Linked DNA regions of Mus musculus: regions 2, 3, 4, 5 and 6 are each linked to region 1. Evidence: chromatin loops called from intact Hi-C (ENCODE). Cell type or tissue: heart. All regions are shown on one strand.

The links. Hi-C counts contacts between places; a loop is a spot of excess contacts. Peaks named below come from ENCODE experiments on the same cell type or tissue, not always from the same donor. Only the 100,000 strongest peaks of a DNase experiment are listed, where the experiment ranks them.
Region 2: a loop joins it to region 1, with 8 times the contacts of the local background. A loop is called at or near these places in 13 of 42 quality-filtered maps.
Region 3: it touches region 1 in a loop (2.7-fold over the local background); 9 of 42 quality-filtered maps call a loop at or near these places.
Region 4: it touches region 1 in a loop (5-fold over the local background); 11 of 42 quality-filtered maps call a loop at or near these places.
Region 5: it touches region 1 in a loop (2.1-fold over the local background); 11 of 42 quality-filtered maps call a loop at or near these places.
Region 6: a loop joins it to region 1, with 2.6 times the contacts of the local background. A loop is called at or near these places in 11 of 42 quality-filtered maps.

The regions. Positions count from the first base shown.
Region 1 is chr10:94,513,605-94,517,604 of GRCm38, forward strand. It overlaps Tmcc3 (transmembrane and coiled coil domains 3), which reads left to right and starts at 1,253. Exons shown (of 4, transcript NM_172051.3): 1 at 1,253-1,500. The coding sequence starts at 1,423. Gm40743 (a long non-coding RNA gene) reads right to left here and starts at 1,275. Exons shown (of 3, transcript XR_871960.2): 1 at 1,084-1,275; 2 at 728-984. In heart, CTCF peaks have their summits at 1,731 and 1,937; DNase peaks (open chromatin) are centred at 1,237 and 1,747; H3K4me3 peaks cover 3,198 bases; H3K27ac peaks cover 2,466 bases.
Region 2 is chr10:94,606,966-94,610,965 of GRCm38, forward strand. Gm32898 (a long non-coding RNA gene) reads right to left here. Exons shown (of 5, transcript XR_001779842.1): 4 at 723-4,000. Among named protein-coding and RNA genes, the nearest start is that of Gm32898, 15 kb to the right of the region's middle. In heart, no CTCF peak of the experiment used is centred here; a DNase peak (open chromatin) is centred at 2,456; H3K27ac peaks cover 334 bases.
Region 3 is chr10:94,460,033-94,464,032 of GRCm38, forward strand. It overlaps a transcript of Tmcc3 not described here. Among named protein-coding and RNA genes, the nearest start is that of Gm32827, 36 kb to the left of the region's middle. In heart, a CTCF peak has its summit at 1,562 (motif pointing left); DNase peaks (open chromatin) are centred at 2,039 and 2,879.
Region 4 is chr10:94,407,116-94,411,115 of GRCm38, forward strand. It overlaps a transcript of Tmcc3 not described here. Among named protein-coding and RNA genes, the nearest start is that of Gm32827, 17 kb to the right of the region's middle. In heart, a CTCF peak has its summit at 1,745 (motif pointing right); a DNase peak (open chromatin) is centred at 1,756; H3K4me3 peaks cover 666 bases; H3K27ac peaks cover 680 bases.
Region 5 is chr10:94,426,744-94,430,743 of GRCm38, forward strand. It overlaps a transcript of Tmcc3 not described here. Among named protein-coding and RNA genes, the nearest start is that of Gm32827, 2.3 kb to the left of the region's middle. In heart, a CTCF peak has its summit at 1,976; no DNase peak of the experiment used is centred here; H3K27ac peaks cover 189 bases.
Region 6 is chr10:94,574,127-94,578,126 of GRCm38, forward strand. The region is part of intron 1 of Tmcc3 (transmembrane and coiled coil domains 3); the gene reads left to right. Among named protein-coding and RNA genes, the nearest start is that of Mir7211, 10 kb to the right of the region's middle. In heart, a CTCF peak has its summit at 2,134; DNase peaks (open chromatin) are centred at 825, 1,105 and 2,095; H3K27ac peaks cover 1,694 bases.

The sequences.
Region 1 (4,000 bases):
ATATGTATGTATGTATATGTATCTATATTTCTCTATATAGATATGATACACATTGCACTTTCAATAAATGGTAGAACACTATATTCTCCAGCACCTTGCTTTTCTTCACTTAACTATACATGCTAGAAATGACTCCACAGAGGGCCATCGCAACTGCTACACTTGTCTAATACTCCACTAAGTCGACATGCTTGGTTCCCTGGTCTCCTTGTGAGTGAATGACACATAGGTCAGGTTGTCCTCAGTCTTTGAAAAGGCCTCCTATCGAGAGTTCTTTATCTTTCATCAATGCCTCTCACAGGACTATCAGATAGATGTCTTAGACTTCCATCCTGATCTTGTCAACTTCTGGTTCAGGGAGCCCAGCAGCTTGCCAAACACCCACAGAACAAAGCTGAACTTAATGTTGAAAGTACATTCCCCCCACCCCCTACCCCCGACTCTCCGTTCTTCTACCTGATCCCTTTTTGCCTGAAGACACCCACTAAACCGACACCTTGAGGGTCCCCTCCCCCACCCCCACCCAACGCACAGACCTGTTTTCTCTCAGCCAGCTAGGGGGATAAACACCTCCTCCCCTCCCTGTAGGCAGATCACACTGCACTCTGAGCCTGTTAGGATCAGTGATTTAAAACCTGCCAATCCGGTCTCAGGGGCACGTCTCACGAAACCACTGGACCTTGTGTAGTTAATTTGGGGGTTAGGCAACCGATACCGCATTGATTACCAATCAGTACTTTTTCTCTTCAGATTCCAAATTCCTTGTGGGCAGGGAGCACTCGCTGGGACTAGAGAACGCTCAAGTGGAAAGATGTCCCGGTTTCAAAGTAGCTTACAACACAGTGAGTCACACAAGCACAATTAAGATACACAACACAGTGGGAGTGCCGCTCCGTGGAATACTAGATGGGAAAATGCCCCTCCGTCCTGGAATCCTTAGCCCACTGTCCAGGTCCAGGAAAGCTGTCCAGCAAGTAAGTGTGCCTGTTGAGTGAAATATGTATATATATTTCATTAAGGCATCCGGCAACCTCCTGTGTGCTCAAACCCGTCTTTTTTATCACACTCAAGTGGGTCCATAACCTGTGCCAGCGTCGCTCATCTGAGCCGGGAGAGGCGTGGGAGCGCGTGGGCCCCGTTCGCAGGCAGGGAGGGCAGCTGAGCCCGGCACCTGGAGCGGGTCTAGGCGCCGCGCGGGCGCAGGGGCGGGGAGCGGGGAAAGGGGCGGAGACTGTCGCCCGCCTCCCCACCCGGGCGGCGGCGCAGGGCCGCGGGGTGTCGGCAGCAGCTGCAGCGGCCCGCGCCACCCCCTCGGCCGCGGCTCCGGGGCGAGGGTGAGCGGAGCACGGCGAGCAGCTGCCACCCGGCGCCGAGTGGAGCGGCAGCCCCGGAGGACGCAAAGTTGTCAGTCTAAGCGCAGACATGCCGGGCAGCGACACGGCGCTCACCGTGGACCGGACCTACTCAGACCCCGGCCGGCACCACCGCTGCAAGAGCCGGGTGAGGGCGCGCGCAGGGCGGCGCGGGGGTGCGAGTCTGCGTGGGGAGGGCGCGGGCCGGGTCGGCTCGGAGGCTCAGCACCGTAGAACCCAACGCCGGCCTCTCCCGGCCGGGAAGGTCCGGGGAAAACCTGCGGCCCGGGGACGCTGGGCCACCGCTGGAATCGGAGGCTAGCCAGTCCTATTCCACGACGGTGTCGCCGGGCTCTCCTCCCCGCCAGAGAGCGCACGCTGCCTGCCGGGTCCCCGGGACTCCCAGGGTCTGGCTCCCTCCCGGCACAGCCACCTGCAGGGCTCTGCATTGCTGCTGCGTCCCCTGCCTGGCAGCTGAGTCCCCTGCACTGTACGCCCGGGACGCGCTGCCCAGGTCAAAAGTCGATCTCGGCATGGACGCTCCGGAGTTGGGAGCCGTGCAGAGCGGGTGCCTTCGCCACGGTTTGCAGCCTAATTTGCTGTTGCTGATTTTGGCTGTGAGCGAAAATAGCTCTTCTGAGCAAGCTGTGGAGACCGGCCATGGAGGGCTTCACTATAAAGACGGAGGCCACAGCCCCAGCTCTGGGCCCCTCCTGAGGAACACTTTCCCTTTTGGGAAGCTCAAGTGTCCAGCAAGGATGTGACACCCCCCCCCCCATCCCTTCTTTTGACGGACTAAAGTGCCATTTGAAACAGCACCTCCTCCACTCTGGCAGGCGGCACCTGGAGTTGTTCTCTGAGCCTCCCAACTTCTGGCTTGTCCGAGGAACTGGGGATTCGATGTCGGCTTTCTTGTATAAAGTTCGTAGAGATAGACCGGGCAGAGTTTCTACCCTTCCACCTCTAAGATCAAGTTGCGGCCATAAGTGATAGGCATATGCAGGGGTCCCTTATATATAATGTGGGTATGCAGTCACAATTTGAAACAGTAGTCGATTCTCCCAGAAGTGGCATGTTTACCTCATTTCTCTTTTCACTTTAGCGCCTCTTAATCAATTTAGGAAAAATGATTAAAAAAAAAAAACCCACAAATTTAATGAGTTTGGTGGAATCGCTCCTGCATCGACCGACTCTTTCTCGGTTTCATTAGAAGTTTCATAACAGTGCACCAGGAAAGTATTCCCAAACTCCCTAAGAAAAACATTTAGAGTTTTGGTTACCTGCAGTCAGAAGTTTGCTTGGGAGGGCAACTACTCGCGAACCCAGCTGACTGAAGGAAAGGTCTTTTTTCATAAAACATTTGTAACCCGGTGGGGGTGGGGGACAAACGTAATAGAGCAGTCACAGGTGAGACGGTAATGCTAAGATAATTTGAGAGCCTGGGTTGTCATAACTTAATGGTCTCTGTAAGCAAGCAGGGTTGGTAACTCCTGGGGGCTGGTGAGCTTGTTGACAAACTTGGAATGAGCTTGAATGAGTTGTTGCGGGTCAGGTAGAGGTGGGAACTGGTGCTCACACACTCAGTTGGGGAATGGAAGGACTAGCTGAACTGCAGCGTCTTCCCCACACCTGTCTCTCCTTAAAGTGACCAAGACATCATGTCAAGGGGATTTTTTTTTTCCTTAAAAATCCTGCTTATCACGTTTTACTTGTTACATTATCAGTAGGGAGATACTGGATTTGCAAGTAAACTGTGCAGTACAACTGAGTTAGGTGCTGGATGGACTGACTAGTCTCTGTAATTAGTCCACTGGGCAGATGAAACCTAGTGAAGGCAGAAGACATGGGGGGGGGGTAGGGGGGCGGGGCAGGAGTTGAGTGGCCCAGATCACACAGTTCAAGGCCCTCCTAGTGATCCCGATTTAGCCTTCTGGACTGTCTGCTTTTAGTTGTTTTTTGTTGCTATTGTTTTGGGGTTGTTTTTGAAACAAGGTCTCCTTGTGTAGCCCAAGCTGGCTAGCAACCCACGATCCTCTTGTCTTAGCCTTCTGAATGCTGGGGTTAGAGGCATGCACTGCCACAACTGGCATTGCTTTTAGGTTTGTTTTGTTTTGTTTTGTTTTTGGTCTGCTTTCCTGTGGAGACATCGAGGCACCAGGAGAGCTACCATAAGAACTTTTCTCTAGTGGGGCTGGTGTAATTTTGCATCCCTCCTCAAGGCTGCAATAAGTCTGCTGGAATGAAGGCACAGCAAAAGCAATTTTGCTGTGGCAGAAGGCAGCACCCCATTAGGTGATCTGGCTGCTCCTCTGTGGAACTCAGTTTGATATAGCTATAAAAAAGCATCCTCTTATTACACCCAGAAAAGCACGCTGTGCAAGAGGAAAGCACCAAACCTCGGAAGGGCTTAAAGTTCTTCCTGTTACTCTCTCATTGGAAACAAACTAGGATTTAAAAAAGAATCCCTGCCTCTGGCAAACTAGCTTTTTTTTTAAAAAAAAAATGCAGATAATTACTGGGGTGGATGCAGAGGTGACTAACCTTTCAAGAATGGGTAGTTTCCTCCCCCCAAACACCTTGTTGATTAACAACCGTCATTTAAAAGATTCCCCTTGAGGTAACTGGGAAAACACGCATCACTTTTGCTG
Region 2 (4,000 bases), 93 kb after region 1:
TTTGCCCTGTTTCCACTCTCTCTTGAGTGGTTCCAAACCAGTGCCTGTCTGTTCTGGTCCTCTTCCTGTGTGAGTATAATGCCTGCCACCATGCTAGCCACGTTGCCACCGAAAGATAACAGCTGTCACGGCTAAAATAATAAAACCCATGTTCTGGGGATGGCAGTGGGAAGACCGACAGAAGCCACTTGCCTATCAGCCCCATAGAGCAGCTGAATCAGTGCTGCCAATCACCTGCCAGTGCCATGATGAGGTCACAGAAATGTCTGTCCTACATAAGCCCTGGCTAATTGCATCACAAAACATCTGCTACCGAAGGGATGAAGGAGAAAACAGTCGGAACAAATCTATGACATGTTGATGTGTCAACCTCAAGGCAGCTATTTTAGTGCAAGGGACATATTTTAGTGGGAAAGACAAATTATTAATTATTTAGCATTTTTGTTTTTGTTCCCTATGACATGTTCAACTGATATTATGCCCATCTGTTTGAACAAGATCCATCTTCATTTATCTTTTTTGGATTATTACTGTTATTGTTATTATCATCATCATTATGACTGCTATTATTATTATTATTATACTGGGGCATATTAAGCAAGTTCTTACCACTAAGCTACATCCCCAACATCTTTGTTTTGTGATATAAATCGGTGCTTCCAATAATTTTTCGGGAGGAATTTTAGAATGGTCACCCCCAAACACCTCCAAGTCAAAAATACCTTTCTCTCACAGGTCCCTGTAGCTTCGTTGCTTGTTTTGAGTAACGATGAGGGAGGAAGGGCTCTGTGGGGTGGATAAGGGGAACAGATGTCCAGTTTCCCCAGTACGCACTGCTTTGACCCTGAGAGTGAGAGTTAGAATGTAAGCAGGACTCAGAGAATAGATGGTTAAATGCTAGCTCACAAGTAAAATATAAAGACCATGCATGAGGCTCGGGGACGAGGGTCCTTCTTTCTCTCCTGGAGGTGTTGTGCCAGGGAAATATTAGTAATCCCCCCCAAAAAACAGACAGGAGATGATTGGATGCAACTTACAGCAGGGTCTTTACTCTATTCAAGCTAGCTCAGGCCCCTCAGCTCACTACCGACACGCATGGCAGTTCTGGTGGTGGGGAAGCCCCAAATGTCTATCGGGGCAAGGCTTTATAGTAAACACAAGCAGGGAAGATGTGTGCAAGCATCAAATTGGAAAGCTCCTGTGGCCTTTAACATAATTGGCTGGTGCTGGGAGTCATATCATAAACTTAACTTCTGTTCCCCTCTGCATTGGTGATCGTTAGGCAAGGAGTGGACTTGTAACCTGGGCATGCAGGTTTGTTGAGGGAACAACCTGGAGATACTGGTCTTGTTGAAAGTGTAACCTGGAAACGCTGGTCTTGTTGGGGATTAGCCTAGAGACTGAAGCTAGGCCCAGGTTTTGTTGCGGGGGCAACTTGGAGACCAGTGGAGTTCAAACTTAGGCCAGGCTCTCTAAAATGGAGTCTGAACTTAAAAACTTTGGCATCCAGAGTCAGTTAGTTAACTGGTGTCTTATGGCCTCCATTCCACCCATCCCTACCTTCAGAGACCCACTAGGAGCCCTACTCAAGACCCGTGGAACCCTTAATTGGTTGCCCTATCTCCTAAGAAACATGATGAACTCCACTTGCTGAGGTTCAAAGTCCAGGGTGTAGGTATGATAATGGAGCTAAGAAGCTCACAAGGGCTTGGCTAAAGCTGTCTGTTTCCAGTGTCTGACTGCTAGCCACTTACAAAGGAGGCAGAAAGCCAAGGTTTAGACAAGGAAGAGGCTAGAGGTCCTGGAGGTTCATGTAAGTGACAGGGTCCTTTGAAAGTGCCCCACCTATGTTAAGAAGTATAGACTGATTTGAGTCCAACTGGTGGCAGCCCTATAGGATCCTGGTGTCTTTACCAATGATCAAGGTTTAGAAAAAAGAATTGAGCCGCTATCATCAAGTACAAAACCCTGGAACCAACCACCCAGAATCTCCCAGATTAATAACCACGAGGTAACCAAAAGACATTCTTCCCTCTACCTTTACCCAAGCTGCCCCAAGGGAGACCTACTGATAGTATTGTCCAGGCCTGAAGAGACTTTACCCATCACAGCTGGTTAGTGACTTCTGAACTTGCAGTTTAGGGACTCCATGCTAAAAACTGGGTATACTACGTAAGCACATGGAGGGATCTCCACAGCCGTTGGCTACTGGAGAAGTTACGCCTTTGTTCGTACCATTCCTTCTACCATGGCTCTCACCATGGGAAGTGTGAGAGGGGTAGACACTGTCCCCTTCTGACACTGTTGTCACGAGCCTCCCGTGGCATGTAGACTGTTGAAGGTCATCCTAAGATCACCAAGCTTGGGCCATCTCAGGGGAACTGGCAGGTTCCTTGGGATACAGCTCCTCATTGCTGAGGCTCTAGCAGCCTCTAGGGGTTGCCATGGGTTACTGAGTACTTGGTACCTTGTCTGGAATCGTTCAAGCTGAAGTTCTAGATATTTCCTCCAGGCGGCTCCAGAGAGCACAGTGGGTTTGATGATGGGACCTCAGCCAGGCCTCCATTGGCTGATGGTAACCTGGAAATGGTTAGAGAAAGGGCCAAGGGACCCAGGCTGGCCCTGTGGTCAGTCAGCTTGACTGGGTGCAGCTAAGATTTGCCCCCATTCTCAGGGTGTGTACGCACCACAATGAAGCAGATTCCCGGCCACCTGCTCTGACGGGCCACAGCATCCCATCCCTCCCTGAACCCTCCAAGGCTACAGCAGCTCCTGCTCTCATCCTAAGCTCCTCAGTGTCCAGACAGAGGCATGGGAACCCTGTAGGGCTGTGCAAAGGGCCTTCTGCCTTCTCCAGGGTCTTATCAGTAGCCCCTGTCACTTTCCAGGATTTCTTTTTCTTTTCTCTTTTTTTTCCTTTCTTTTATGAGTGTGTATATGTGCATGCATGCATGTGTGTGTGCACACATGCTCTTGTGCATGAGTACCCACACATGCACACATGTATACATACATGTATGTAGAGTTCAGAAGTCAATATTGGGTTATCTCCTTCTATACTCTCTACCTTATTCTTTAGAGACAGACTCTCAGTGAACCTTGATTTTGCCAATTCAGCTGGATCATGTGGCCAGAGAGCCCTGAGAAGTCCTGTCTCCACTCACCAAGCATGCCCTGCTGAGCTGTTTGTTTGTTTATGTATTTGACGTGGGTGCTGGGGATGAAACTCAAGTGTTCACACTCGCCTGGCAGGCACTTTATTGTGAGCCCTCCCCTCAGCTCTTGGGTGCCAGTTTTCAATGATTTATCTCGAGATCGAATCCAGTCCTGACACTCTCTGTGTGAGCATGCTCAGCACCGCTCATTACCCTGGACAAATGTGAAACCCCATCTCATGGGCCCCTTTCCCACTCTGCTCTCTGAGCATGACTCCTCATTCTTGCCAGGATGAATTCTCTGAGTTTCCAGTGTCCTGCCTGAAACTACATGGTATCTCCTCTCAGAGCTGAGACTCTGAGGATTTCATGGTCCTTTCTAACACATAGGGGTGTGTGTGTGTGTGTGTGTGTGTGTCTTTGTGTGTATGTCTGTATGTATATATCTGTGTGTCTGTGAGTGTGTGTCTGTGTGTAAGTATGTATCTGTGTGTGTAAGCTTGTATATCTGTGTGTGTTTGCACGTGTGTCTGTGGGTTTGTGAGCGTGAGTATGTATGTATCTGTGTATGTCTATGTGCATATATGTAAATGTGTGTGGTTGTATGTGCATGTGAGTGAGTATGGGTTAGTGAGCATGCATGTGTGATTGTGTGTGTGTGTCTATGTGTGTCAGTGTGTATGTATGTCTGTGCAGGTCTGTGTGTATGTCTATGTGTGTCTGTGTGTGCCTGTCTCTATGTGTGCATGTACACAAATGTGTGTGCTTGTATGTGGATTTGGTGACTGAGTATGGGTTAGTGAGTACATGTATGTGTGTGTTTATGTGTATGTGTGTGTGTGCAT
Region 3 (4,000 bases), 54 kb before region 1:
AGCGACGTGGCCAGGTTCCTCCTAATCTAATCACTTTGAGATTTCATAGCAAACTCTGAAAGCTGGGCTGTCGATTCCAGCTTGTCTCCGTTGCACATAGCAAAGAGAAACAATGATTTCATAAACACATTTATTAGAAAAAAAGGTAAGAACGTTGGCTCATTTTAGAAGCCCGCTTCTCTTTCTTGCCTTGATAGCGAGAAGAAACCGGTGCTGAATTGTATGGAAACAATCACACCATAGGCTGAAGGTGTAAAACCCTTTCCCAGGATGACGGAAGCCCTGCATTAAGTCCCTGTTCCTGCATGATCCAAGTGTGGGCAGCCCAGACCTACAATCCCAGCACTCAAGATGTAGAGGCAGGAAGTGCAGGAGTCTGAGCTTATTCTCAGCCACCTAGTGAGTTGGAAGCCAGCTTGGGTTACAGAAGACATTTTCAAAAAATCTTGAAAACATTTTTTTTTTAAAAAATCAAAAACAGAAAGTAAAATCAAACCTGTGACGAGTGTTGGCAGGAAAGTCACTTTCTCTCTGGGGAATCCTCAGCTCTCTCTTGTCTTTGTGGGGAGTGACTTCACCCAGCACTGCTGTTTCTGTCCAGGTTAGCAGACAGTCAGCCTGATGGACTTCGTTATCTTTCAGACCTGGGTAGCCTGGTGGCAATGCCTGGGGACAGTGCTATTTTCTTGGGAATAATAAAAATAAGTAAATCTCTTTTGTGGTCTTTTGATTTTCTTTGGGTCTTCTTTTGAAGTGGATTCTTTTCTGACCCTCTCTCAGAACTCCATATCTCAGTCCGGACTAGTTTAAATAACATTAAAGATTTTTTTCTTTGCTCTCTCTCATTCAGATCAGGCATTGAATGGGTTTCCTCCAACTCCTGGATCATTTATTGAATCAGAAAAATGATTTCTTTTGTGAAGCAATTTCATGGCTTGTTATGTCCAATATGTCTGTAAAATTGAAGGTTGCAGAGCCTTACCCGAGAGTCTGTCTTTTTGCAAAGATGGAAAAATGAAAAATTTTGATAAAAGACTCACTAAGCCTGTGCCATTGTCCCTTTGGGGTCCTCATGCCTTGAGGGGCATCGTTGGGGTATGATCAGGCATTTGTTTTAAAGCCATGTAAGGAAACATGTGGCTTCACACAACATTCGAAACTTGAAATATGTCAATAGGTATTAATGAATCATGAATGATAGAAAGTTTCACTATTTTGGGGAGAAAAATAACAGAAAAAAAAACAGCTAGCTGGCTTTTCTTTGGCATTTTCATGCACGGTCACACTGTATTTATACCTGTGGCTTCTTATAGAAGGCAGGTCTAAGGAATCCTGTGCAACTTACCTGTGTCACTTCATTATCCTGTTGCTAAGCTGTTAAGCTTAGAATGCAGACTTTAGGCTTAATAATGTAAAAGGTAGTGTCTCCCCAGGGCTGTAAGGAGGGATCTGTGGTTAGTAATACATACTGCATTTGAAGAGAGCCTGGGTTCACATCCCAGCACCCACAAGGTGGCCCACAACAAGCCCAAAGTCTAGTACCAGGGGATCTGATGCCCTCTTCTGGCCTCAGTAGGTACTGCATGCATGCGATGCTCTGCATGCAGACAAAACACCCATGCAGACAAAACACCCATACACAGAAAATAAACAAATCTAAAGAAATTAAAATGCTGGGCATGGTGGTGCACGCCTTTAATTTCAGCACTTGGGAGGCAGAGGCAGACAGATTTCTGAGTTCGAGTCCAGCCTGGTCTACAAAGTGAGTTCCAGGACAGCCAGGAGAAACCCTGTCTCGGGGGAAAAAAAAGAAAAAAAAGAAAGAAAAAGAAATTAAAAGTTTAAATAGCATCTCTATAAGAGTGGGTCCATATTTGCTTTGTAAGGTTTATGTAACTCAACCCATAGGAATTAGCTTAAAGTGCTTAGGAGACAGGAGGCCGAGACCCTTTCCTGGTTCCTTCCATATCCCATGGACTCTGTGGCCGATGCCCTTGGATGACACTCGGGCTAGAAAGTCATAGACAAATTGCATCTTGACGTCAGAACGGATGGGGGAGGAGCACCTGTTGTAGCTTGAGCCATTTCCATCCATTAGCAATAGAAATAGCTTCAGGCAGCAGGCTTGAAGGTTGCCATTTGGCCAGACGCTCTTTTCCCAACAATTCTTTCTTGAATACCTGCCGTGCTCCGGGGGCATGGTGGTAAGCTTTGAGCATGCAATGAACCCAGTGTCCTGAGCTCTGACTTCATGGTTGCCACTTAAGTGAGCCACTGAGTTTCTTTGGACTTTGCTTGAGAGGAGGAGCTCATCTTAACCTCCTAGGATTGCGTTTATGACCTGACATACTGAAAAAGCCCAAGATATTAAATCCCGACGTCTTTAGGTCAGGGTGGCCACACGGCCTTGGATTTTCTAAAACCAGCCTCCTTGCTTACACTCTGTCTTCGTCCACTTGCCCTCAAGTGACCCTCCCTTTGTCCTTTGTCTTATTGTGACCTTGGCATTGTCTGCTCTAAAGAGGACCCCATTTTCCTGATTGCTCAACAATGCTGGCTTCTCTCCTACTTTACACAGTCCTCCTTAAGGGAGAGTCTGAAGATGAAATGACAGAGACGTTTGATTGGACCTTGGAAGGAGAAGAATGTCCACAGATAAAAGATACTGGCAGGGGAAGCAAAAGTAGTTTTCTGCATTAACTACACAAGACAAATCAGATACTCCAATCAACAACACAGAATACAGTTATCATGGGACATCTCTGTCATTTCCTAGAGTCAGAAATAAACAGAGACCAGTTTTGGAGCTGGGCAAGTGGCCAGCCTTGTCGTTGGTGGATCGGAATGAGGCAGGGTCATGCTTGAATAAGGACGCCGGCGGCCAGCTAGAAGCAGCATTCTCTCGAGCACGTGGAAGCAGCTGAGACTTGAAAACACTTGGGGCCAAGCTGTCTGCGCCTGTGGAAGAGAGACCTCCATGTACTCTAAAGACTCGTGACCCTTCACACGCTCCCAGATCCTCTTTTGGTTTTGCTTTATAGCTCATTGTATCAATTTTATGTCTGATCCTATTGGCTGAGGAAGACCCACTACCACCCATGCCCCTGCCCAACTCACTTTCTAATGTCCGGGGAAATCTGTGTCTTTGACTCTGACTGTTCTCTGTCTCTCTCTCGTCATTTATCTGTCTCCAAGCTCCAATTGCACATATGTGTCTACATCACTTGGAGAGTGAAGAAGGACCTCCAGTCTTGTCCCTTAAGTGACTGAGAAGTTCTTGTCTCATTCTTTTTAAATCATACAACACTGACAGAGTGAAAGACTCCAGGGGCCACCTCTTCTTTTCTCTGTCTTGAAAGAAAAAAGAGACTGCAATTAGAAACAGCCAGACTGTAGAGTGTAGGAAATGCTTTCTGTGAAGGGCCAGGTAAGAAATATAATGCTCTAAGGTTTGAGGGCCATGTAGTCTGTCACAACTCCTGAACTTGACTGCATTTCATTAAAGCAGCTACAGGCAAGACTTGAGCACAGATGGGTTTGCAAACTTCATGAATACTGAAATGTTGACGTCATCGGACTCTACATGTCATGAACTCTTTGTCTCCTTCAGCTGTTTAAAAATATGAAAAACATGTTTAGCTTACAGCTCTATAAAAGTAGGTGTGGCAGGGGCCTAGAGAGAGGGATCAGTGGTTAAGAGAACTTGCTAGAGGATCCAAGTTTGGTTCTCAGAACTCATATCAGATGCTTCAAAGCAGCCTCTAATTTGTGCTCCATATTGGATGCTGTATTCTGGCCTCTGAGGGCACCTATACCACCCCCCATACACACACACATGCACAAGCACACACATACACACATATATAAATATATACAAACATATATATGCACACAAGCACACACACATATATACATATGTATATAAATATACACAAACACATATTTATGCACACAAGCACACACACATAAATAAAAATAAAACCTACAGAATAAGGTAGCT
Region 4 (4,000 bases), 110 kb before region 1:
GCTCCTCTGGGTGGGCTCCAACAGTCTGGAGTCCACTACTTTCAGGAGACATGTGTGGTCATCCTCTGTAAGAAGGGAATTTAATACATTCCGGTACAATCGTGTTTACCTTTATAAGTAATAAAAGGAACAGGGAATTCATTGTGTGTGTTATGTGTATTATACGAATGTCTCTGTGTGTGCATGAGTATGTGCATATGTCTCTGTGTTCATGAGTGTGTGTGTATGTGTGGGGGTGGCTTAAGGCCCTTAATACAAATGTATGTGTGTTATAGAAAATAGCCTTTCTATTTAAAAAATAAAAATAGGGAATTGTTGTCCTTCATTTCAAACAGGGATACCAAGAACCATATTTTTAATGAAAGCTATCACCTAATTAATTAATTAACTAATTAATTAATAAATATGGCCAGTGTTGTATAAGGCCAGTGTTGTGTAAGGGGTAAAAAGGTGTGAGGTGTCCCTACAGCAAATTCTTCCCCTGGAGACAGACCTGAGATGGAAGGGTCTTAGATTATGGTACCTAGAAGACAGACAGACCTGGGATGGCAGGGTCTGAGGTTATGGTACCTAGAAGACAGATGATTATGTGGAGGCTCAGGCTCCTGGTCTTCTGAGGAGAAAGGCAAGCAGGAGTTTACAGAGGAGAGACAGGTTGTCATCTGTGGAAATTTCCAAATATCTGGTGCTGCTTTCCAGCCCGAGCATGGGAGAAGCCAGTGCCTGACACCTGGTAGAACTGTGCTTTTTCTGTGTCAGTGCTGAGCTTGGGTTTGTGTGACACTTAGAGCTCTGTGGGAAACTCAGCAGATAGAGTGCTGGGCTTCATGGCCTCATCCCTTTGATCAGCTCCAGCAACTGCCTAACAAAAAGCATCCGAAGAATAGACCCTGGCTTGACGTGAGCTCACACGTATCCAAGCCGCCAGTCCTGTTGGTCTTCAAATCTGAGCTATGCAGCGAAAGCTATTACCTTTCGTGCAGGAACTCTGCACTGGGTACCATGGGGCATCTGCGGCAGATGCCAGGCATCGTGGAGGGGGCGGTGACTGTGTGACTGGGATGTGTCCCTGTCTCTTCACACGTGCGGTTCATCAGCGGCGCGTAAGCTAAAACGGAAGACGTCATGAAAGAACATGAGGACCAAACAGAGGGACGTGTTTAACTGTGTGATAGAGAAATTAAGAAAAGCTTCATTGAAGGCCATTTGACAAAGACCTAAGAAAGTGACACACCCTGGAGAAGACGCTGATCATCTGTCAGGCCAGAGAAGCCATGGGACGGATGACTCGGAAGAGCTCACTCTGCTCTTGTGGATGACCTGAGTTCAGCAGTTGATTCTCTCCATCTTGAGGGTCCGGGGGAACAAAGTCAGCCGTGGCGGCATCTCACCAGCTCATAATAAATGCGTTTGTAAGAGGGAGGGATTTAGAGGAGATACAGTCCTTAAACTATCTGACAGATGCGCATTGCTACATGGGGCAGGGAATGTGATTTTTCCCTAGCATTCAGACTAAGGCAGCAAACCTGACTTTGTTTCTGGAAGGTGGAATTCCCCCCCCCCCAAACATTGTAAAGAAGCCCTCTACAGTTAAGATTGTTTTCCATTGCAAAAAGTCCCTAAATCCAGGCAGAAACAGCGGGGAATCTGAGAGCAGAGCTCAGGTCTTCCACAGCCCTCACCATCACCGCCTGCTGTGGGCGTCCACCTTAAATCGCTGTGGCTGTTCCCTATAATCGCCAGCAGGTGGCAACAGTGCTGTCTGTGTAACCGTTGTTTTCCTGTTCCTGGTTTTACTCTGGAAGCCACACACAACACGCATATTCATTACAGGATCATTATAGGCAAAGCCAGGAAATAGAGGTGAGCAAAAGGGAGTGGAGGGAGGGAGCGGCGCCATCTGTACATAATCACTGCCGTGGTACAGTCTGCCTTTGTCGCACACTGGCCCGAACCAGCTCTCAGCAACCTTGAGTGATCACAGAGGTGAGGATCAGTAATGAAGCAGAGCCCACGGGAGCAGCGGTTTGCAACCTTCCTAATGCCGCCACCCTTTAATACAGTCCCTCATGGGGTGGTGACCCCCTAATCATAAAATTACTTTCATTGCTACTTCATAACAGTCATTTTTATTGCTGTTATGAGTTATAATGTAAATATCTGTGTTTTCCGATGTTCTCAGGCAAGCCCTGTGAAAGGTTCGTTCAAATCCCCCAAGAGGTCACAACCCACAGGCTGAGAACTGCTGCACTGCAGGGACAAAATGCACAAACGAACAAGTGCTTGTCCTGGGCTGTAAAAAGTACCTGGGAGGCTCATTTCCCACCTTCTTGTTGCTCAGACAACAATCCAGCAGAAGGCTGTCCACAGGGCTGGCATTTTTAATTTATATTTGTTATGTATGCATACTGTTTATTGAAAGTAGAATCACTTGACACGTTGGTATATATACATTTCGTCACCTTCTCCCATTAATAACATGTTGCAGGTATGTCTCTGAGTCAGTGTACCTCCACATTTCAGTGACCACTTAACAGTGCATCGTGGACTGTAATAACCACGTGGTTTTTACAACTTACAACTATAATAAGCATCCTTACAAAGATTATCTTTGCACATGCTTCTGTGTACATTTGCTTTGTTGGGATACATTCCTGGAAGTGAGACTGTAGAATCATAGAGTATATTCATTTTTAAAAGCATCTCCAACGGGATTTCAGATTCCTTTCTGAAAGAATGTAGCAATCTGCCCTCCCACCCGCATCTGCTCTCTTAGGCGCTCTCCCACACAGGAAAGAATTTAGTAAGTGTTGCCTATCCAGTAGGAAAAAAAAAAGCTTGAGTTAATCTTACTGATGAAGTTAGCCGGGTGATGTTGTTATTGTGGTTTTTAATATGGTCGTTGCTACTTTGTACTTATCCTTTACTTCAGATGTGGTGGTGCAGGCAAATTAATCACCATATGCCTATACTCCTATCTGTTCCCAGAAACCCTTGCTTTACTTATTGTTTTAGTTTGGGAAATGCAAACCCAACTCACAGCAGTTCAGACCATCCCAAAAGTGGGGGCAGTGGTTGAAGCCTGTCACTCCTGCTGTCCCCTCCATAGCCGCGGACACTGTTGGAAGGGGTGAGACACCCCAGCTGCCAGGCTATTTTCAGATGATGGTGGGAGTCTTGGGTTAAACCTGCCATGCTGATAGTCATATAAAACAATGTGAAATGTGACTTTAGAATCCTGAGTTAATTTGATGGACGTAGACAGCCAAAGGGATAATTGAAGCACCAGAGGGGGACTTGCTCAGCAGAATCCTCTAGTTTTCTTGTCTAGAACTGATTGGATTAACAAGGATATCGCTCTCTTCAGTTCCTAGGCTGATGTGTTTTGAGGAAGACCCACGGGGAGTCTCAGCCCCCCACCCCCATCCCCACTCCCACCCCGTCTATAGTTCAGAATCTAAATATAGATCCCGACCAGGAGAGCAGTTCTCAAAAAGAATTTTCCCGAGTTGCTCTGATGTCTAAAAAGAAGACAAACTTCCAGTGAGGTCCACCCCCCATCTCACATCAGCCTATTGCCTGGTGCCTCTAAAAAGGCAAAATCCTCCAAGCAAGATCTGTGTGGAGCTGGGACCTGAAACGGAAATTCATCAAAAGCTAAAAATCATCATAAACTTGCCCTAAAGCACCAATCATTGACCATCATTGGCCACCAGCCCTAGAGAAGGACTGGCCTTCAAAGGGAGGCAGAGGAAGAGTCACTGAGAAGAGAAGCCTCTGCAGGAGATGCGGGGTACAGTGGCATGCTTTGCTCTGAAATTGGCCCTGGTTGAGGATGGCTTCTCAAGGGCCCTTTCCACGGTGCTATTGGCCACGGTAATTGAGAAATTGTAGAAATGGGAACTTTAATGACTTCCTCTGATGTGTGTATCCAGGTGTTCGGCTCAAGGGGCAGCGCTTCTCTCTCCCTCTGCTTTCTGGCCACACTGACAGGATGATA
Region 5 (4,000 bases), 87 kb before region 1:
TTCAGCTAGAGAGCACTCTTTTCCTTCTCTATGAAAGCAGCCCAGTCCTTAAAGTGCCAGCTCAGATGCCACCTGCCTTCTGGAAAAGACGCTTTTCCACCCAGCCGAAATTAATCTCCCCTTCTCCTGAGCTCCCACAGCCTCCTGTTGTATCTTCATTTAGCACATTCTTCATCCTGTCAGGTAATCCAGCCTTTTGTAGCTCTCGCCCCCCTGCTGGATATATTTTGGGAATTTATATTTCTAAGTAAGACACACCGAGTAGACGCAGCCGTGGCATTAAAGAATCGGTCGCCAGCGTGGAAGCCTTCCCAGCCTCTCAGTTCCACTTCCCAATCCACAAGGCAGGGCGTGGTACTCCGCTGTCTGCTGCTCCAACACAATGACCGATGAAATCGGTCGAGGAGAAGCTGAACCACGCTCATAGCTTTAGAACCTTCGCTATGTGGTCATTTGGGTCTATGATTTGGGGGCCTCTGGAGCCGAGGAAGATCAGGTTGGGAGCATGACAGGTGTAAAGATGCTCACCACTTGGTGGCCAGGAGCAACAAAGAGGAGAAGCTCGGATGCAAACATTTCCTACAAAGCCGCGCCTCTCACAGGCTGGAGGTGAAGACTTTCTGGTGTGAGATCTGAACTGTAATATGGGGACAAGTGGCATGCTGTAACTCTCACAGGTCGGACTCACCTCTGCCTTTCAAGAGTTCAAGCCCAAAGGTGGCCTCTGTCCTTCTTAAGGTCCTAACCATGAGCAGAGCTCTGTGACATCGAGGATGTCAGCGTTCAGTCCTTTAGAGTGGTCCTGGCTGCACTTCCCACCATGCTCTCCTACCCAACTTGTGTTACTTACTGTTATATGCTTATTACTAAATCTCTGACATAAACAGCCCAAGTTTGTTTTGGTGCCCGGGTCCATAGGACTTGGATCTGTTGATTTGGGGCTAACGGTGCAGTGACAATGTGAGTAGAGAGGGCTTTGAACTCATCTCAGACAGGGACTGGAGCATGAGGAAGAGACCAGGAGATGAGGAAGTCCCCTTCAAGGGACTTCCTTTCTCCAGCTGGGCCCTCCCTGCTGGTTTCCAGACCCTGTCCGTCGGTCTGTCCGTTATAACACCACTTGCCGAGGGTCTTTGATAAAGACCCACCTGTGGGAGACTTTTCTTACTAACCCGTGATAGCGCCCCCTCTGTGGCTTGCTTCCTGCTTCTCCAGCCACGTCATTTTCTCCTTCATGGAGGAAGGAGACCATTCCTGACTCCTGGGTTTCCCCGGAGGTTCCGCTCTGGCATCTTTTTTACTTTGTGCCTTTCCATTGGCTGGCCTCAGTGCTTTCAGAATAGTTAACCGCTCTGATCCGCTGCCTGACCCATTGCCTGGTGATCACCCCCAGAAACTGTCCCATGGTGCACAAGGTCACATGTCTCTCAGCCCTCCCGACCCTCTTGCATTTCTGCTTCCGATGGGCAGCACAGCGAACCACCCATCAGATCTGGGAATTACTATAATTCCTTGCTCCTTACCCCTTAGATCCAATCTGTCATTAAACCCTTTTGCTAAAGACTCAAATATGCCTTCTGCCGTGACTCTAACTCAGGGCTGCCTGGTTTCTTACCAGTGGTACTGGCCCTGCGCCACCTTGTAGTGTGCTTTCCCAGAGTGTAGCCCTGTGATGTCTCTAAATAAAAGATCTGGTTTATGGCAGCCGCTCGTTTGTACTCCCTCGGTGGCTCCTCATGGCCGTTGGAAAGAAAGTCTCACACACGCTTTGATATATGATCTACAAAATGCTCCCCTGCCCTTCTATGTAATTTTATATTAGACCTTCATGAACCATTTATAGTTTCTAAATGTACCCTGCTCTCAGAGATCCAAACTGTAATATGGGGACTCTTATTCAGTTTGTCCTATTTAAAAAAAAAAAAAAAAAAAAAAAAAGCCTGCAATGCCCATGCTGGCACCAGATGGGGGCAGGCAGATCCCTGAAGATCATTGGCCAGCTGGCCCGGCCAAATTCATAAGCGTCAGGTTTGGTGAAAAATCCTGTCTCAAAAATAAAGGTGAGGAGCCGGAGAGCCAGCTCAGTGCTTAGGAGAGCCTGCTGCTCTGACAGAGGAGTTGGCTTCATTTCCCAGTGCCCACAGCTCATAACCACCTGTAACTCCAGCTCCTAGATACCTTCTATCATCTTCTTTCAGGCACACACACACACACACACACACACACACACACACACACACACACAGGCACAGATGCACATATGTGTACACACGCACACAGTCTTTTAAAAGAAATAGGCAAACACGGAGAGTAATTGAAGAAATTATATGACATTGACCTCTACACACATGCACAATACACATGTGCACATACAGTCACACATACACTTATATACCTATGCACTGGTTAATTTTATGTCAACTTAGCAGAAGCTATAGTCATCTGAGAGGAGGGAACCTTAATAAAACAAAACAAAACAAAACAAAACAAAACAAAACAAAACACTGCCTTTATAAGATTGGGCTGTAGGATGGTTTGGGCCACCCTTGGGCTAGTGGTCCTGGGTTCCATAAGAAAGCAGGCTGAGCAAGCCATGAAGAGCAAGCTAGTAACCACTACTCCTCCATGGCCTCTGCCAGGTTCTGCCTCCAGGTTCCTGCCTAGTTTGAGTTCCTGCTGTGACTTCCCTCAATGGACTATGGCATGTAAGCAAAATAAATCCCCAAGTTGCTTTTGATCATACATAGTATACATAGCAATATATGCTATGTCATGGTATCTCAACGTAGCAATAGTAACCATAACTGGGACAACTCACATGAACATGTATATCCACCTTATAACAATACACAACAAGTGTGTGTATGTATACACAAATGTATGTATATACATATATATATGTATGTATGTATATACACATACATGTATGTGTGTGGATATATATATATATATATATATATATATATATATATATATATATCTCCAAGGGAAGGCTTAACTGGGGACCAAAGAGCCAGAAGGTGCTGATAACATAATTGAACATGATCTAAAGGCAGCCGATCACATGCCTGTCTGTGTTCCATACGGCAATCTCCTGCCTCTTGGGTGGAGCTAGAAACAGCTGAGCTGTCTCCACAGTGGGCAGGTTCTAGATCAACTTACCCATCTTTCACTGGTCTTTGCCAAGGTGTCTGAAATGGGGAGTTCTTGTATGTAAGGCTGGAGAAGGACACGTGTGTGCCGTGTGGGAACAAACTCAGGATTCAGCTGGTGGAAGAGAAGGTGGAGTGTGTGTGCCCCAGAACAACCGGCAGCCTCGGCGGCCATCCTGCTTTGGCATCCCATGCTGGTCCACATTTCATGGTGCAACAGACTGGTTGCTTCCTGGTACCCACACACATTGCTAATTGTGGAGGATGCTCAGTCTCTATGGTGACGTTGCCTAAGGTTCAGACTCTCAAGTATAACCTTCTGTCCTGGATGCTCTGTTGGGAACGTTTGGTTGCAAACCACAGAAAAGTCCAAGAACAGTGACTGAAACAAGCAGGGGTGTATTTCTCTAACGTGATGGCAGATCTGGAGATAGGCTAGTTCAGATCCTCATCAGAGCCACTCAACACTCTGGTTTCCGTTGTCATGGTAATACCAGGTGGCTTAAGTCCCAGCCATTGGGTCTATGTTGAAAGGGGTGGGAAGAGCTTTCCTCATCAACTGTATCTTCTTTTATTAGGAAATAACAAAACAGATGTTTACTCGGGTTTATTTTTTTCCTTCACCAGAACCATCGTACATGGCCATCGGCAACTTCAAGGGGGCCGAGAAGAGTATATTGAACAAGGCATATTAGCATCCTGAATAAAATCGGGATGATGTTAATGAGAAAAGAAGGAATGAAGGTTAGTGAACCCCACCCTCAGGGGTCCTCCATATTCCCACCAGCCGGCTGAGTACTTGCCCTGTTTACTGCTGCGAAAATCCCCTTAGCACTGCTCTTTCCTCT
Region 6 (4,000 bases), 61 kb after region 1:
GTATGTCTATATCTGTGTCTGTCTGTGTCTGTGTATCTGTATCTCTGTGTGTCTATATGTATATGTGTCTATGTATGTCTGTGTGCCTGTGTATGGATGTATCTATATCTGTGTGTGTGTATCTGTGTGTGTCCGTGTCTGTGTGGTGTATGTGTGTGTGTGTCTGTGTGTGTCTGTTTATACACCAGAGGAGAACCTTGGGTGTCCTGTTCATTTATTCCTCTCCTAATTCCCTTGGGAATTCTTAGCAAGGCTAGAATCCAGTGAGCCCCAGCAATCCTCTTGTTTCCACACTCGCGGTGTCACTGGGGTCGTAGGTGTGTGTACAGCCATACTCGACCTTTTATATGGGTGCTGGGGCTTTGAACTCATGGCCTCATGCTTGAACAGCAGCCTCTCTTACCATTAAGTCAACTCCCCAGCCTTTCTTTAAAGTCTTTATGTCCATTTACAGAGGAGGAGCCTGAGGCTAGGATAGTCTATAGGAATCATGATAACAAGGGCGGGGTAGTCTGCCTCCAGAGGCCTCAGTCTGGACTGTGCATCAGCAACTTCACAATGTGTAGTGTCCTGTATCTCCTCAAATTATACAGTATTCGCTGTTCCCTGTCCCCCTGTTCTACAGATTGGGTGATAGGATCCTACCGACCTGACTCAGTTTACCCAGAAACATGTAGTTAATTAATACAGCACTGGAAGAAGCCCACAGTCCCTCATGCACACAATCCATATACACGCTGACCGCGCAGGTGCTCCAGGGACCTCTGACCTCCTCCCACAGCCTAATTCTGAAAGCAAGTTGCGCCATTCAGGGGCGGGCGCCAATTCCAAGATAAACAAAGCAGAGAGGGCTTGGCTCTCACACATACTCTTTGTCTCAGTTGACACCCAGGGGATCTGCGGGCATTGAGCAATGTATACCTGGCCCTCACTTATCTGTGCAATGATCAGGCTTCATATAAAAGTCCAAAATGTGCACCCCAGCAGTTCTGTCGCTCTTCAAGCGTGTGTAGCAGAGATTTGCTGGCAGGCAGCAAGACTAACTGACCTGAGCTTTAAGCTTGGTTCCTTTCCCCCAGTCTTGAGGCCATGCCAAGCATTGTTACAGCTTTAAAGTAAGGCAAAAGTCAGTTGGCCTCCTGGGAGCCAACACAGCTCTGTATAGAAGGCTCCCTGGGACCTGCAGTGTTTAAGAGAGCTCTGCTCACGGCCTTGGGACTACCTGGGTGGCTGACCAGCTCAGGGGTGGGGAGGCCCGAAGAAAGATGAGCAGGCGGTAACTTCGTGATGAGTTTTGCCAGGTAAACCATGAAACCTTTCTCTTCAGACACAGGAGAATTCGAAAACAAAATAATGTCAGTTGAGACGTGTGAGGTGTGTGTGTGTGTGTGTGTGTGTGTGTGTGTGTGTGTGTGTGTTTCATCTTATATTTGACTTCTAAGAGGACTACAACAAGTTGCTCATGAAAAAAAAATGACAAGAATGTTGTGTAAATAGGCCAAACTAATGGACACTGTTTGGATTCCCCTGGAGGGAAGAGTGATGTAGCTGTGATTGACAGGGCCCGGGGGGTGCTTCTCCTCTGCCTTAAGCTCAATGTAGTTACACAGCGTGTTCATACTGTAATTGTTCATCATGTTTTATACTTATTGACTGAGGTCTTTCCTGGGTGTGAGCTCTACTTCACTTAAAGACTGAAAGCCCTTGTTTGTGTTTGTGTATATTGTCAGGCAAGGGTACTCAGCTTCCTTCTCGGTGGAGTCGATTTGGAACAGCCTGGGAACTAGGAAACAACTCTGTCTAGAATTGTCAGGGCTACCAGAGCCAGAACACGAGGCTCTGTTTGTTTGTTTGTTTGTTTCATTCTGCTCATCAGTATCTTGAGTGACTTCAGGGTGGACTCCTCGAAATACAGAATGATGTCACTTTGGGTGATCCATTGTGGACAGCCCTCTGTGAATAAAGGAAGTGCCGGCCGAGGCTGGGTACAACTGTGACATCATCTCTCCCATGTCCCTGTCCTGCAGAGAGAGGAGCGGTAGTGAAAGTTCACAGAGGAGCAATAAGAGCCAGAGTCAGCAGGCGGGGCCACATGATACCAGGGCAATAAGAAAGCTCGCAGGAAGCAGCAGCCTCTGCTGGCACTGGGAAAGCTTGGGGTGAGAGGCATTTGAGCAGCTCTCAGAAGCACTGGAGGATTTGGATAAGAAGTAGACAAGCGGGGAGCACTGTGAGAAAGTCCAGAAGGTGCTCACATTCTCCACTCAATGCCGACCAGCTCACTTAGGCTAAGCGGCATCCCTCAACTGCAGCTGGGGCTTGAAAGGTGAGCTGGGGTCTCGCTGTGGCTGGGTAGTGTGATTTCACCTGGGAGGCCTCGGGAATTGGAAAGTTACAATCAGCTCTGGTACCTCCAGCAAAACTCGGTTTCCAGCCTTATGGCTGTACAGCCACCATGAATTACCCCGTCTGTCTCAAATTAGCATTTTCTAGGTTTGGCGTATTTCTTTCAGTTGTTCTCATTTGGACCCATTGCTGTTCCTGTTCAGTAGTGAGCCACGGGTGCATAGCTTCTGTGAGCTCACTGTGACCACCCTCTTGGACAGCTAAAGACCTCCCTGTACCTGATACTCCTTCTTCCTGACCAAGCACAGTCATGGCCCCTCTGTCCTCCTTTATCTTGCTGTCTAGTCTCACGGTGGCCTGTGTCTATTTCCTTTCAGCCTGACTTGCATGATCCTTCATGACGATCTCTACCTAGATAAAGCAGCAAGAACGAGTCTGTTTCTTGGCAACTGTGTGTGGGAAGAGGGGAGTAAGAGAGAACACTAACTAACTTACACACGTTTTGCAAGAGGTTTTGCCGGTCAACCTTTGCCTACTATAGGACTCCCTTCTTCCTGATAAGGCTCTAGGCAGGGTTTAGGACCGTGGCAAAGACTTCATACTCTTGTTGAAAGTGGTCTGTATCGAGTCTGGGTCACTCAAACACTGTGAGGTCTGTCTGTTTAATCCCTTACTAACCTTTTGCTGCCAGATCCTTGGTCCTTTACAAGGTGGGAAGAGGTAACTTCTGCCAGCCATTACCTTGTCTCCTGTCCAGTAATGGCATTATTCTTATCAAGGGCATGTTAACTTGACAGCTGAGATGTTCCAGATTAAATATTATGATTGGAATTGGGTTCAGACTCTACCATGGCTCATTTTTCATCCTCTGAGGATGGTATCAGAATAAGAGGGTGAGAGGAGGCTTGGCCTCAAAGCCCAGCTCCACAGCACTCAGTTGCTACATGTGTGTCTTTAGCATGTTGCTACATGTGTGTCTTTAGCATGTTTCTTGCCTGGCTCGGTGATAAGGGTCAAACACGATAATCTCTATGAACACGTCAGCAAACTCGGTGCATGGGCTGGGTCTGCCCCTCCCTTTTCGAGCCCAAACTTCTAGCCCTGACCAGGATGCTAGATGCTACTTTATAGGGTTTTTTTTTTGTCAGGACAACCTGGGAATGGGAAAGCAGGTGTCTGGCTGGCTTTGTATTATCACAGCAGTTCTCAGCCTGTAGGTCACAACCCCTCTGGGGAATGCCTACCAGATACTTAACATGATGATTCATAACAGTAGCAAAATTACAGTTATCAAGTAGCAACAAAATAACTTCGTGGTAGGGGTCAGCACACCACAAGGAGCTGTATTAAAATGGTGGCAACATTTGGACTATATGATGATCTTCTGTTCACTTACTTTAATCACTGTGCTTGTAGTCAGGAATTATTTATTTTCATATAGAGATACCACTGTATTATTCAATTATCGAAGTTAATCATCCACCATACAGTTCTGTCACATCTGCTTAATGAATCTATTCGAAAAATAATTTTCTTGATGGATGTGTCTCCTTGTCTTGTTAAATGACTGAGTTCTGAATTAGGGGACTTGGCCATCATGAGGCACACCACAGTGAGGGTCACGGAAAGTTTCCCAAGTCACTTGGGAAACCAG